2 separate regions of the Homo sapiens genome follow, and region 1 is linked to region 2. The links are chromatin contacts, found by Hi-C or POLR2A ChIA-PET in ENCODE. All regions are on one chromosome and are shown on one strand. Each heading gives the region's core, a stretch centred on a gene start or an enhancer-like site at or near the end of the contact. The rest is flanking DNA. Distances are from core to core; before and after follow the strand shown. Region 1 overlaps SORBS1 (sorbin and SH3 domain containing 1). Region 2 overlaps PDLIM1 (PDZ and LIM domain 1).

The links. A loop is a pair of places that touch in the nucleus more often than their neighbours do. ChIA-PET counts read pairs that join two places held with the same protein, here RNA polymerase II (POLR2A). Pooled maps may share reads with other maps.
Region 1: a map with no recorded cell type shows a loop between it and region 2 (5-fold over the local background). The contact joins two enhancer-like sites. A Hi-C loop is called at or near these places in 2 of 37 single-sample maps with no recorded cell type and 8 of 50 pooled maps. POLR2A ChIA-PET finds 5 or more read pairs at or near these places in 3 of 52 experiments (BJ, H1 and activated T-cell).

The regions. Positions count from the first base shown.
Region 1 is chr10:95,387,538-95,394,452 of GRCh38, forward strand. The region is part of intron 15 of SORBS1 (sorbin and SH3 domain containing 1); the gene reads right to left. Among named protein-coding and RNA genes, the nearest start is that of PDLIM1, 100 kb to the left of the region's middle. Within about 2 kb of position 4,628, at least 3 of the 41 ENCODE cell types and tissues checked have a DNase peak (open chromatin) inside an H3K27ac peak, as active enhancers do.
Region 2 is chr10:95,232,540-95,239,201 of GRCh38, forward strand. It overlaps PDLIM1 (PDZ and LIM domain 1), which reads right to left. Exons shown (of 7, transcript NM_020992.4): 6 at 6,029-6,146; 7 at 5,033-5,572. The coding sequence ends at 5,386. Among named protein-coding and RNA genes, the nearest start is that of ACSM6, 42 kb to the left of the region's middle. Within about 2 kb of position 3,877, at least 7 of the 41 ENCODE cell types and tissues checked have a DNase peak (open chromatin) inside an H3K27ac peak, as active enhancers do.

The DNA of each region.
Region 1 (6,915 bases), core at 3,378-5,877, 160 kb after region 2:
TTTACAGACAAGGAAATGAAAGCCCAAGTAGGTTGAGAAGATTTGCCCTTAGCTGCAGAGTGAGACAGACAAAGCAGAAATGGATTTAAGGTCTTTCAGATTCCACTTCCCTATGTCATCTAGTAGCCCCGTGACAGAGATGCCTACTGTGTTCTTTCACCCCAGCTTCATCTGCCCAATCCTGGGAAAGCTGAAAGACTGGCTATTCTATTACCATGTTATTATGGAAGAGGCAGAGAAAGATGCTGTCTTGAAACTCAAGGCATGCACTGCACTGCTGGCCAGGCCAATTTCCAGCCCCTGAAGCCTTTGCCCGATTTTTGCATCCCCTCGCCCTCAGTGATGTTTAAGCAAGTTTTCTGAGTTGCCTCACATTTCTAGTTTTCCTCTTGCTGGTCTCCAGGGACAATGGATAACATTGAGTCACTCTTGCTACATCTTTTCTTTTTTTTTTTTTTTTGAGACAGAGTCTCACTCTGTTGCCCAGGCTGGAGTGCAGTGGTGCGATCTTGGCTCACTGCAACATTTGCCTCCCGGGTTCAAGCAGTTCTCCTGTCACAGCCTCCCGAGTAGCTGGGACTACAAGCTCCTGCCACCACGCCCAGCTTGTTTTTGTATTTTTAGTAGAGATGGGGTTTCACCATATTTGTCAAGCTGGTCTCGAACTCCTGACCGCAGGTGATCCACCCGCATCAGCCTCCCAAAGAGCTGAGATTACAGGCATGAGCCACTGCCCGGCCTCTACACCTTCTATTAATAGTTGCTGTTCCTTGCTGCCTTCTCCTGGGAGGCTAAGTCAACACTGGGGATGATGGGTATGCAGTTAGAAATACCAAGGAATGGGAAAACAGTGTAAGGAGCATGTCTGCATTTCTCCACACTAGAGCCAGCCAAATGGGACAAGTGTGCTCAATATAGTTAAGACACATTAAATGAAATGTTTCTCAAATTGTCTATTACCTAGCACCTGAAGCTCGGCCTTCAGTATTTCTCCAAAGGCCCTTTAAAACAATGCTAGAGTGGGCTCAGCTGTGCAGAAATCTTGTGGTTTCTGCTCATGGTGGAACCACATGCTAATTGTGCTCCTCAGAGCTCCAAGCAGCAGACATCAAACCTTGGCAGCAACACTCAGACCTTCCTATGCCAGTGATTTGCAGGAAGCTGTAACACTGCATGGGATTTACACAGGGTAAACAACTCACTTAGGCCTCTGAAGGTCCAGCTGAGCTCTAATGTTTACACAATGATTCTTCTTGGGCTTTGGCAATCTGTCCTTGGTAGCTCGATTTGGGGACAGCCACTCTCCTACAACTGCCAGGAGCCACATAATTGCCTTTTCAACCACAGTGACTTTAAATGAGCTTCCAAATCACTTTTTTTTCCTGTTTCTTTTTCTTTAATTTATAAAAATCTCAAAGACAACTGAAGAAAGTAGTTGTTGAAAGTTGTTCTAAAAAATTGCCTGACTAAAATGGGAGGATGGGCAAAAATCATTTGCATAACCACTTGCCTATATCAATTAAATTTCAATTTTATGCATTTCTCAGGCCTTTAAACTTAAAACAATTTTCCAAATATTAATGGCTCATTTTTGACACAATCTTTCTTCCACTGCTCAACCTAAATCCTCCTCTGGCTTTACCCCCCACACTTAGGAAGAGAAAGGATAAAAGGGTAAAGATAGTCATACATGACCCCCATGAACAAAAATAGTAGTCAGGGGAAAAGACACAGATGTAGAGTTGGGTACTGAGTCTGGGTGGGGTGGGAAAGGAAGAACAAACAAAAGGGCAAGGACGTCAGGAAGCCCAGAGAGCTTGGGGGAAAGCATTACAAAGCTGTCTATGTTTTAGTTAAAGGCCATCAAGTTCTTTTTTTTTTTAAGAGACAGGGTTTCACTTTGTTGCCCAGACTGGAGGGAGTACAGTGGTGTGATCGTAGCTCACTGCAGCCTCAAAATCCTGGGCTCAAGTGATCCCCCTGCCCTGACCTCCTGAGTAGCTGGGATTACAGATGTGGCAATCAAGTTCTAAAGAATGCAAAAAAAAAGACCAGGATAGGGTGTACAGTAGTTATAGAAGACACAGAGAAAAAAATAGAACTCTGAAGAAGAGAATGAGGTGGGGCAAAAAATAAGTTAAAGGAGAAAGTTTGGGAGAACCATAGGGTTAGAAGAAGACTCACCGTCTTCATCTGCTATCGAACTCCTGGGCCGTGAAGGTGGAAAGGGAGTAACTGCTACCGTTTCTTAACTGTCCCACAGGCCAGTCAATGCCTTTTGCACTTGCTAGGCGGAGATCTCCTGGGAAGCTCTCATTAGGAGAACGACTCAGACTCTCCCCTGGGCAGTACTGGCTGGAGTCTGGGGCAGGAGGCACAGATCCCGGCCAAGCATCTTCACAATAGAATTATTTGCTTGAACTCAAACAAAACAAAGCTATTCTTACAAATCCTGTAAGGCCAGTAGAGAATTATTTTAACTCAACTACAGCTGTGCCTGAGAAGATGCACCTCTTTAAATCCTTGCCTTAGTGCAATCTCTTCTAGGAATGAGGAAGAAGCACTGAGACAGACCATTTTGACACCACAACCTGGGGATGCCTAGAGGTGGTGTCTTGAGTGACATCACCGAGAGGTGGCAGTGGCCACCACCAGCCTGAAGTGGTAGAAGAGGCATCACAAAGCATGGGAAAAAAGCTGGTCTCTGGGGCTTCACCTGGACTCGCCTTCTCACTGACATGGTCCAGGAGGTCCTCACAGGTCACGGAAAGTCAGGAGAAGCCACGGACCATGAAGTAACATACCAGTTATCTGGTTTTGCTGCAAATTCTGAGCCATTATTTGAAAATATTTTCCCTCTTCTTGACATCAAATGTGCCAAGTGAGCCAACATCATTTGGGCGTGTTCAGAGTAGGGGGCGCTAATTCTATAAAATCTGCATTCTCCATTCTCATCCTATATCCATATTCCCAAAACTGCATCTGGCCAATTTTCTTCATCTCTTTTTGGGGGCTGGGAAGAGTGGTATTTCCCCATCCCAGTGGTTCTCAATCCTGTCTGTCAATCACTTGAGGAGTTTTCCTAACTATATATTCTTTTTTTTTTTTTTTTTTTTTTTGAGACAGAGACTCACTCTGTTGCCCATGGTGGAGTGCAGTGGTGCGATCTCGGCTCACTGCAACCTCTGCATCCCAGATTCAAGTGATTCTCTTGCCTCAGCCTCCCAAGTAGCTGGGATTACAGGCGCCTGCCATCACGCCCACTGGCTAATTTTTTTTTTGTATTTTTAGTAAAGACAGGGTTTCACTATGTTGGCCAGGCTGGTCTCGAACTCTTGACCTCAGGTGATCTGCCCACCTCGGCCTCCCAAAGTGCTGAAATTACAGGCATGAGCCACCGTGCTGGGTCCCTAACTATATATTTCCAGGCACCATCTGGGAGGTACTGGCTTAGCAGACTGAGGCAGGACTGACTCAGGGGAAGCTGAATGCCTGCAGTCAGATACCAGAGAGCCTCTGGACAAGAAGGGGACAAGCAAGAACACAGAGTCAGGAAGGGGAAAGGAATCTGCAGGGCAGTATAGCAGCGTTGAGTAAAAGCCTGTGTTAATGGAGCCCCAAACACCTAGGTTTGAATCCTGGTTCTGCTACTTACTGTGTAATCTTGCATATATTACTTAATCTCTCTGAACCTCATACTCCTCATTGATAAAATGAAGAGTTACTTCATGGGGCTGCTGGGAGAATGAAAATGAGATAACAATAGTGATATATTCAGCACAGAAACTTGTATGTGGCAAGGGCTCAATTAATGACAGCCACATAGTCACTGAGGTGGTGGTTATGTCATTATAAGACTATTATTATTAATAGGATTACCACTCTGGGCTGCTGAGATGTTGGCCACCACACTGCTGTTCCTTAAAGCAGCAGGGAAGAAAGTGGGGGACTGCATTTCTGAAGCTGTTTCTGCACAGTTTGCCCCCTCCCTTCTGCTAACATCTCTTCCATCCCGTAGACAGCAGTCTCCAAGATTACAAAATGATTAAAAGTGACTGCCCCTTCTTGGAATTTCCAAAGTTTTCTTTTTTTAAAAAGAACATTTTAACCCTCATTGACTGAGACATGATAACTCTATTTATAGTCTAAAAGTCTGGCCAAAAGTTTGCTTTTTCACTGTAGCTGGGGGAAAAAAGAAGGTTGCTAAGCCAGCATAAACAAACTTTCACACAGTCCCTTACTATTGAGGAGGATCAGCTTTGAGAGCTTTAGAAATGTCTTTTTTATACTGTATAAACAACTAGAATTTAGACAGAGATGGCAGCCCTTAGGCTAGGCTTTGATAGGTTTATTACAAATAATTCTAGTTCCAAATTCTGAATTAAAACCAAACAAAAAAACCCAGCAGTAAAAACAAACTTCTCCCCAGGAGAGAGACTCTGGAATGATGGCTCAGATTTCTCAGTAACGCTGTTTCTTAATGCACATTAACATCTGTGGGTAGAGCCTCCACTTGGTGCTGATCTGTCTTGAATGCCTTTCTTTGAAAGGCATACATCTTTCCTATGTTAAGAAGGATGTGCATAGAGCGCAGGGCCACCTATCGGGGAGCACAGAGCTGGAGCAGCACCACGGACAGGGCTGATGAGGCCCTGCTGGAGCTCACAGACAACATGAAAACCACAAATCAAGGATCAAGAAATCCAGAGACTCTCTTGAAATGGTTTAAAAAAAAAAAAAAAAAAACCTCAAAACCAAAAACCCTGTGATTATTTTAAATGATCTAGCTCAAATGTTTCCATCACTTGTAAGAAGCCTTGATCTAATTGAATACATCAGTGATCTATGCCCGGATATGTCATCTAGGCAGGAGTGGGGGCGTGAGATGGAATTTACCCTATTTTTAAAAGATCTCCAGGGAGGATGTCTTTTTAGAAACTTGTGTTAAAGTCTAATCATCTTTGCTATTAATTTTTTTATATCCAACCTAATTTTTTCCTTTTTATTCTTTAAGACTATTTCTTCCTTTCGGTCTCTGAAAATAAAAAAATAGTAAGGTTTGCTTCTAAATTATATGTGATAAGTTATCATGACATCCCTTACTGTTTATGCCTCTATGCAAAATAAATCCAGTTCCCCATATGCTGGACTTGATGCATGCCAAAAATCAGACGTGATCGTCAGCAGGGGTTGCTAGGTATGGTGGCTGATGACACAGGAGCTCTGGCTGTGCGGCCATGAAACCCTGTCTTTGGACCAACAGCCAAGCTGACTGTGGAAGCTGTGGGTGCTGCCTGTGGCAGGCCTAAGGCAGTCTTCCAGTCTGATGGGAGCCACTGTTCCTCTCCACAGGATTTCTTCAAGTGGGCCTTCCTTTGCCTGTGTCCGTGGGATACTGTGCCTTCTGCATGCTCTGTGCTTGTTGCCTTGAAGGAAACTCTTATCTTACGAGTTTGGCTGGGTTTGCAAGTCTAAATAAAGCACAAATCGAAAATTGCAACTAGTCAAAATTACTCTGAAAAAACTCCCTAACTCAACTCAGTCAGTTGTTTCTTCACCAATGCTTTTGTGTGGTAATCAGTATCATGAGACAGAAAGACTGCGCTCTCTACACCAAATAGACTCTTCTTGGCCTTGAGGAAGACACTGATCAGAATTAAATTATCAGCTTTTAGTTCTGTAAGTCTGGGTTTGTTTGGTAGACCTTTCTTTTCATTCAAAATAGGCCCCAGGTATGAAATGGTTGGAAACCAATTACTGGGGCATATGAGAGACCAAAAATGGCCTATGGTATTTTAACTGTATCCAACACATCCCAGTGTGTCATCTCATATATGACTGATCAGTAAGAGTTTGGTGAATGATTGAATGAACAACTTTACCAATGATGAGAAGGGCTGAGAGGGATGGTCTGCTGAGCAGATTAGAGTAGAGAAGCATCAAGATGGTGGCACTGGCATTCATCCCTAAGAAAGAACTCTGGCTCCACAGTCCAAAGCCTTCATCATCGCTGTTTTCCAGGTATTGCTGAGGGCCCACTGTGTGCCGGCAAGGTTTTCTGTGGCGTTCTGGACACACGCTCTCACAACTGCCCCCACACTGGACTCAGTCAGCTGAAGTGACCTTGCTGAACTCTCTGCCAGATGGGAACTTCTGAGGATGGGGTACATGTCCTATTCATGGCATTACTTCCAACGACAGTGCCTGGCACACAGCAAGTGTTCAATACTACTTGAATGAATGAAGTTCAGAGCACTCAACATCTCATCCTAGAACAGTATTTAACAAAACTTCCTCCTCCATACCGTATCTATTCACCCTCATCTGGATTACTCATCCAAAGATCAGATAATCCCTGCTATTAGGATAATTCTCAAGATGTTGCCCCTAACTCACATTTTAGAAACTTCCTTGACATTTAGACTTTTTCCCCAGAAATAATATTTCTTAGACACAAATGTGACTGTCTTCCCCAGCAGGTACAAATTCCTATCCAGCTCTTTCATTAAATGTTTTCCAGCTTAGCTAAAACCCTTATTTTCAAGAAATGTCATCTCCCACTATGACTGAATCTTATACCTGGATACCTCTTTAGGAATTCCCTACCAAAGAGAGATACCCTGAGGGCCCATGAAAAGAGTTAGTTGCAGGCATGAGAACTGGGTAATTTTCCTGTTGACGGTTACAGATCTACCTCCTGCCCACCCGCTATAATGACTCAGCTTCCCTGAGTCACTGCTCAACCACCAGCATCAGGTGACCACCTCAGGTACAAAGCCTTGGGTAGTTGGGTAAAGGCAGCTTTGACCAGAGCCCCACATGTTCAAAACATTGTAACTAAGCTAACACTGGCTACCCCGTTAATCATGTAAACCCTAGGGGAATAGGACTAAAATACCATCTGGATAGACTCCG
Region 2 (6,662 bases), core at 2,627-5,126:
CCTGAGCAGGAATGCTCTTACTGTCCCCCTTGCTCCTGTACTCATACCGTCTACCTCTTGGGGACACAGCACTAAGTAAATTTCACCGATTGAGTGTTCCTATGTTCTAGAAAATGGCACTCTACACTCACAAGGGGTCGTATATAAGCTGGCATTTCAACTATGTCTTCAACAGGCCATACCATCACCCTTTTATGCTGGCCATTTCTGGGTGGTGCAGATTGTGATAGATCCACTGGACTCCATGGTCATGTGCCCACTGCTGTGCCTCCTTTGCAGTAAAATGGGTCCTTGGTCCCACAAGGCCATGAGGGATCCTGCGCTAGTGGATCTAAAGATCTTTGTGTCCTCAGAAAGTGTTGTGTTTGAGGCCCTGTGGACAGCAAAGGCAAACCCAATATACCTATATGGGTCTATTCCTGACTGAATAAATAAATCACTGCACTTTCCAAAATGGAAGGGATCCAAGCTAGTCAGCTTGCCACCAAGTGGCTTAGCTGGTGTCTTCAAAAGATAGCACTGTTCAGTTGGTCATTCTTGCTGGAAGGTTGAACATTTGGCAGCCAATAGCTAGATTGGCCTTGAAATAGAAGCCCATCTTACTGCAACCACGTAGAGCCTCTGACAATCATGGATACCCCACCCACGCACCCATTACGCCAACACAGGGGTGCCCAACAACAGGCTGGCTCATGTCCATTGGTTAATTCATTTTGTCAACCTGGTCACTTACTGTCTCTTCCATGGTTTATTCTAATGAGGGTTAACAGAGGTCTATCCACATTCCTCTACTCCAGACCTCCTTGTCCTGATCTTCTCATCTTTACCCTCTGATCAGCCAACCACATCATTCACCACTGTCCATAAGTCCAGGCACATTTATACTGAAGCCACTTCTTTTGCCACACAAAGTAGATCATTAGGAATACTACCGGAAGCTCTGCCCAGTGGGAGGACTTCTTTTCTCCTTACAAAGCCAGCTCAAGAAGTACAGCAGTGCAGCCACCATTTCAGCATGCCCTTACATACCTAGCCAACTCATCCATGAATCAAGTCTGGGCTTCCTCTTCCACCATCTGCTGCTCATACGGGATCCCCCATCAGCCATGGGGAATTGCTAAGGGAGGGGCACAGCAGTAGAAAGAATGAGTATCCAGGCTTCCATGCCCCTACAGCTCACATATTTCCTTCAGCCCTGCTCAAGCCTTCCTCTCATCTCATGAGGGATTGCTCTGGAAGATGCCTGACCTTCTGACCTAATGAGAATGAGAGAACCCAAATCATGATGGGCAGTTCTGCCACCTGATGTCCCATGGTCAGGGGCTTTGTCTCTATCCAAGCTGTGGAAGAATGCCAGGAGTTATTTTATGAAAAGCATAAAGTTCTGTACTGCAGATGGCAGTCTTGTTCTAGAACCCAAGGGGCTTGGGTTTTTATTCTCCCACTGGTGTACCATCTTGAAAACTCTGACATCATAGGGTCTCCTAGATCACATGAACCAAGCACAGAGCCACTTCCACTATAGCCTGCACCTGCTGCAGATCACTTTTCTGCTCTGGGCCAGATCAAAGCTGGCAGCCTTGAAGGGAAACAGAAATCCAAGATGTCTTTGTTTTAAGGTGTGTTTAAAGTTGTGTTGTCCAATACAGTAGCCACTACCCCCATGTGTCTACTGAGCACTTGAAATGTGGCTTGTGACAAATGTTGAAATGATAATACTTTGGATATATAGTATTATATAAAATGTATTATTGGCCGGGCACGGTGGCTCACACCTGTAATGTCAGCACTCTGGGAGGCTGAGGTGGGCTGATCGCTTGAGCCCAGGAGCTCAAGATCACCCTGGACAACATAGCAAAACCCCACCTCTATTAAAAAATATAAAAATTAGCCAGGCACGGCGACTTGTGCCTGTAGTCCCAACTACTCAGGGGACTGAGGTGGGAAGATCACTTGAGACCAGGAGGTCGAGGAAGCCATGATTGTGCCACTGCACTCCAGCCTGGGTGACAGAGCAAGACCTTGTCTCAAAAAATATAAAAAAGAAAGTATTACTGGCCGGGCGTGGTGGCTCACACTTGTAATCCCAGCACTTTGGGAGGCCGAGGTGAGTGGATCACAAGGTCAGGAGTTCGAGACCAGCCTGGCCAACACAGTGAAACCCCTTCTCTACTAAAAATACAAAAATTAGCTAGGCATGGTGGTGCGCGCCTGTAATCCCAGCTACTTGGGAGACTGAGGCAGGCGAATGGCTTGAACCTGGGAGGTGGAGGTTGCAGTGAGCCAAGATTGTGCCACTGCACTCCAGCCTGGACGACAGAGCTAGACTCTGTCTCAAAAAAAAAAAAAGGTATTATTACAATTAATTTTACCTGCTTTTTTTGTCTTTTCACATTGCTACTAGAGAATTTTAAATTACATTCATGCGTTGCATCATACTTCTATTGGACAGCGATGAAGCAGCAATCACCCATTTACAGATTTACCAAGCTTGTGGACTATCTGCCACTAGCAAGGTACTGAGCTGAGTGCCGAGGAGAAAAGGCTGAAAAAGACAAAGGATCAGCTCTCATGCAAGGCTTCTTTCCTTTCACGAGATGAGTGATTAGTGTCTTGTGTGATGCATGCCAAGAAGGTGTCCCCTGGGTATGGAAGCATAGGAGAGTGGCATCCAAGTCATGCTGGGCAGTCAGGAAGCCTGTCTGGAGGAGGAGGTGGCTCAATCTCGAAAGACAACAGAAATTTATTAAATGTTAAAAGTAATCAAGGGGTGCAGGAAGAGCATACCAAGTCAGAGAAAACAGCTTGATCACAGTCTGCATGACTCTGGCTGAGTTTTTCCTCTTCAAGAAATTTTCTGAAAGCTTAGTAATTAAAGATGGCTACAGAGTTAGACTGTTCCTTCCAATCTTTTCATTTTAGAGGAAGCATGAAAGAGAAACAATCAGATAAATATGGTAGGCATGAAGCACAAAAAATAGGCCAAATCTCAAATTGCTCTCAGCAGTAATTTTTTTTTTTTTTTTTTTTTTTTTTTTTGAGACGTAGTCTCACTCTGTCACCCAGGCTGGAGTGCAGTGACACAATCTCAGCTCACTGCAACCTCTACCTCCCAGGTTCAAGTGATTCTCCTGCCTCAGCCTCCAGAGTAGCTGGAACTGCAGGCATGCACCACTATGCCCAGCGAACTTTTGTATTTTTAGTAGAGACAGGGTTTCACCATGTTGGCCAGGCTGGTCTGAAACTCCTTACCTCAAGTGATCCACCCACTTCAGCCTCCCAAAGTGCTGGGATTACAGGCATGGGCCACCACGCCCGGCAGAGCAGTAAATATTTGTATGTGCCAAATACTGGGGGCAAAAGGGAAGGGCTTCTTTGCCACATAACACAACTGGCACTTAGGGGTGGTAATGCTGACATTCTGTTTCATTCAGTCAGGAAATGAACTCCTCATACAGGCTATATTGAATAGTAATAATGGTCACCTGAAGCTGTTGGTGTTTGGCCTCCCCTGGAAGCAAGATATCTGTATGAAAGACCCACACCTAAGAAGTAATACTGACAAATGTCAGACATTTGATTGGCACATTATCTGAGGAGAGGGATTAGAGAAAGTTCTAAGTATCCATGACTCATCTATTCCTTACAATCAAAATCCAAATCATGACTGTTAATGTCTTTGTAAATGAGTCAGACCTGCTGTGGTTCAGAGACTTTTCATTTTATGTTGATTTCTAAGAATTGCATAGTTTAAGCCACCTTGACTTTTATAAGCGTAGAAACAGATGGGGTTTAAAGTAAGAACTCATTAACTGCCAAAAAATAAAAAAAAGAAATCGAGAGCTTTAACATGACATGATTTTCTGCCTGAACAGTTTCAGTTCTGCTTGTTGTGGCACTACAACAGCTCACGTGCATGAACTGTCCATCGTACATTCTGGCTTCAGAGTCTGTGGTATGAAATCCTGGTACTGATTACAATTCTTACTATTAGAGTATGTACCATGTTAGTGCATTCATAATGAAAGGTCATGAACTATTACCAAGGGTGGTGAGCACTGCTCAAGAATAGATGGTTGCTCCTTTGGAGGAAAGAGGGTTGCTTGGAGTACCCTGTCCGCCTCTCATAACAATCACTTAGTCTCAGTGTCTGGAGGGATGGGGGCACCACTGAGCCCATGAGGGATTAGTCACCAGGAGATAAACTGTGGTGACCTCAGATCTTGACTCAGGACTCGTTCTTAGCAGCCAGGGTCCTCAGTCTCCTCTGTGAGGAGGACACAGTGGCCATGTCCTGGGCTCTCTGCTGCTGCTGGACACTTTCCTGAGGTTGCTGCCCTTCATGAAGGGGAGCAGCTGTGATGTCAGCAACCAGCCTGAAGAGGGACTTACTAGGGAATGTTTCCAAGCCAACTGCTAATGCTCCCACCTATTATTTGGGAAGCATTCATTTCCTCAGATAAGCCTCAGAACAGCCCAATGCAAAGAAAACTTGATTTCATTAAAACAGAGCTAGGGGCCGGGCGCGGTGGCTCACGACTGTAATCCCAGCACTTTGGGAGGCCAAGGCGGGCGGATCACGAGGTCAGGAGATCAAGACCATGCTGGCTAATGTGGTGAAACCCCGTCTCTACTAAAAATACAAAAAAATTAGCCGGGCGTGGTGGCAGGTGCCTGTAATCCCAGCTACTCCGGAAGCTGAGGCAGGAGGATGGCGTGAACCCAGGAGGTGGAGCTTGCAGTGAGCCGAGATAGCGCCACTGCACTTCAGCCTGGGCGACATAGCGAGACTCCGTCTCCAAAAACAAAAAAAAAACAGAGCTAGGTATCTTATATTAGCTTTACAGAAAGAGGATTTCAAGCAAGCTTCGAAGAAATGTAAGAACAGAGCTTGTTAAGATGCAAGTTGCGGGGGAAAGGCCAGTAAATCTGAGAGAAACAAGAAACCCAAAACAAGAAGACAGGCCTCAGAAATCTCATCAGGCTTGAGTAGGAAATGGGACACATAATCAGATAACAGACACCACACTGCTTTGTAGTCTATACATTTATTGAGTAAAAACAAAATCAGTGTCAGACACGTTATATTTGATTGGGTTCAAATTTGGCTGATGTCCAAATGCAGCAGAGAAGAACGGTGGGGCGAAGGGACACAGTGTTGCTGACAAGGTGACACTGAACAAAACAGTTTTCCTTTAATTGTAAAAGCGGGCATCGCACAGCTGGTGTGAGTCAATTAACCAAGGCAGGGAGGGGACTCAATGTTTTACAAGCAGAGGGAAAACCAAAGTAAGCAGAGAACTTTCAAGAGAGGAGAGGGCCAGAACACTGAGAGAAAAAGCTGCAGCAGAGGCCTGCTGGAGAACAGTGGTCAGATCTGCTGGCTCACTTGGGGAACACAGTGACCACTTCATAACCCTCAGGTGGTGTGACTCGCTCCCGGGCATGCTTCTCACAGTAGATTTGATCCTCCACAAAGAAATGGCCCTTCTGTTTCAGGTTGGTGCCACAGTCAGTGCACACATAACACTCAGGGTGGCGGTGACGGTCCCGCAGCTTCACAAACACACCACTACAGAAGCAAGGGAGGGAAGGGACTCCATCAGTGACAAGCACCTGCAGGTGGCACCTGAGCAGGTGGCACCATCCTTCCTGAGCAGGGGCCTGGGGCTTCTCCCCAGGAACCCATCACAGGGGAAACCAGGGCCTCCCAACTGGCCTCCAATCATAAGGGACTTGCTTCTCCTTCCCAGGGTCCAGAGACATTTTTCCAAAAACCCCTCCTACTTCAACAGGGCAGCCCTGATTTTTCTCATTTTACATGTTCATAACCTAAGGGCTCCGCAGTGAAGGAAAACCTTCACAACCTGGCTCTGGGACACAGGACCTTTCTGGCCTCTCTGTTGCATTTTTCCAGGAGGGATTTGTCTCCCTCACAAGCAAAATGTGCAACATCCAGCACTTTCCACATTTTCATGGTTTACCCAACCTGCAGGGTCTGCAAAGGCTGTGGGAAGCAGATACTCACACAATCCCAGTGCCACATTTGTCACACATAGGCAACTTCTGAGCATTTCCAATCGACGCAGCCACTTTAGTGACAGGAGCTTTAACACTTCTGAATCCTGAGGGCTTGTTGGGATCCCCTGAAATGAGGAAAACACTGTCATTGGCCAGGAAGGGCAGAATTGCATAAGTATCACTCAGCTCTTCAGAACCACTTATAAATATATGTTCAAGCAAGGCCATGGGAACTGGAGTGACTCTGCTCTGTGATCCTGGGCAAGTAACTTAGCCTCTCTGGTCCCCAGTTTATTTTTCTATAAAATAGGAGATTAACACCTGGCCAAAGAAAAGCCCAAAAAGCCAAGACAATCCTAAGCAAAAACAATAAAGCTGGAAGCATCATGCCACCCAAATTCAAACTATATTACAAGGCTACAGTAATCAAAACGACATGGTACTGGTAGAAGAACAGAGAACAGAGAACCCAGAAACGAGACCACACACCCACAACCATCTGATCTTTGACAAACCTGACAAAAACAAGCAATGAAGAAAGGATTCCCTATTTAATAAATGGTGCTGGGAGACCTGGCTAGCCATATGCAGAAAATTGAAACTGGATCCCTTCTTTACACCATATATAAAAATCAGCTCAA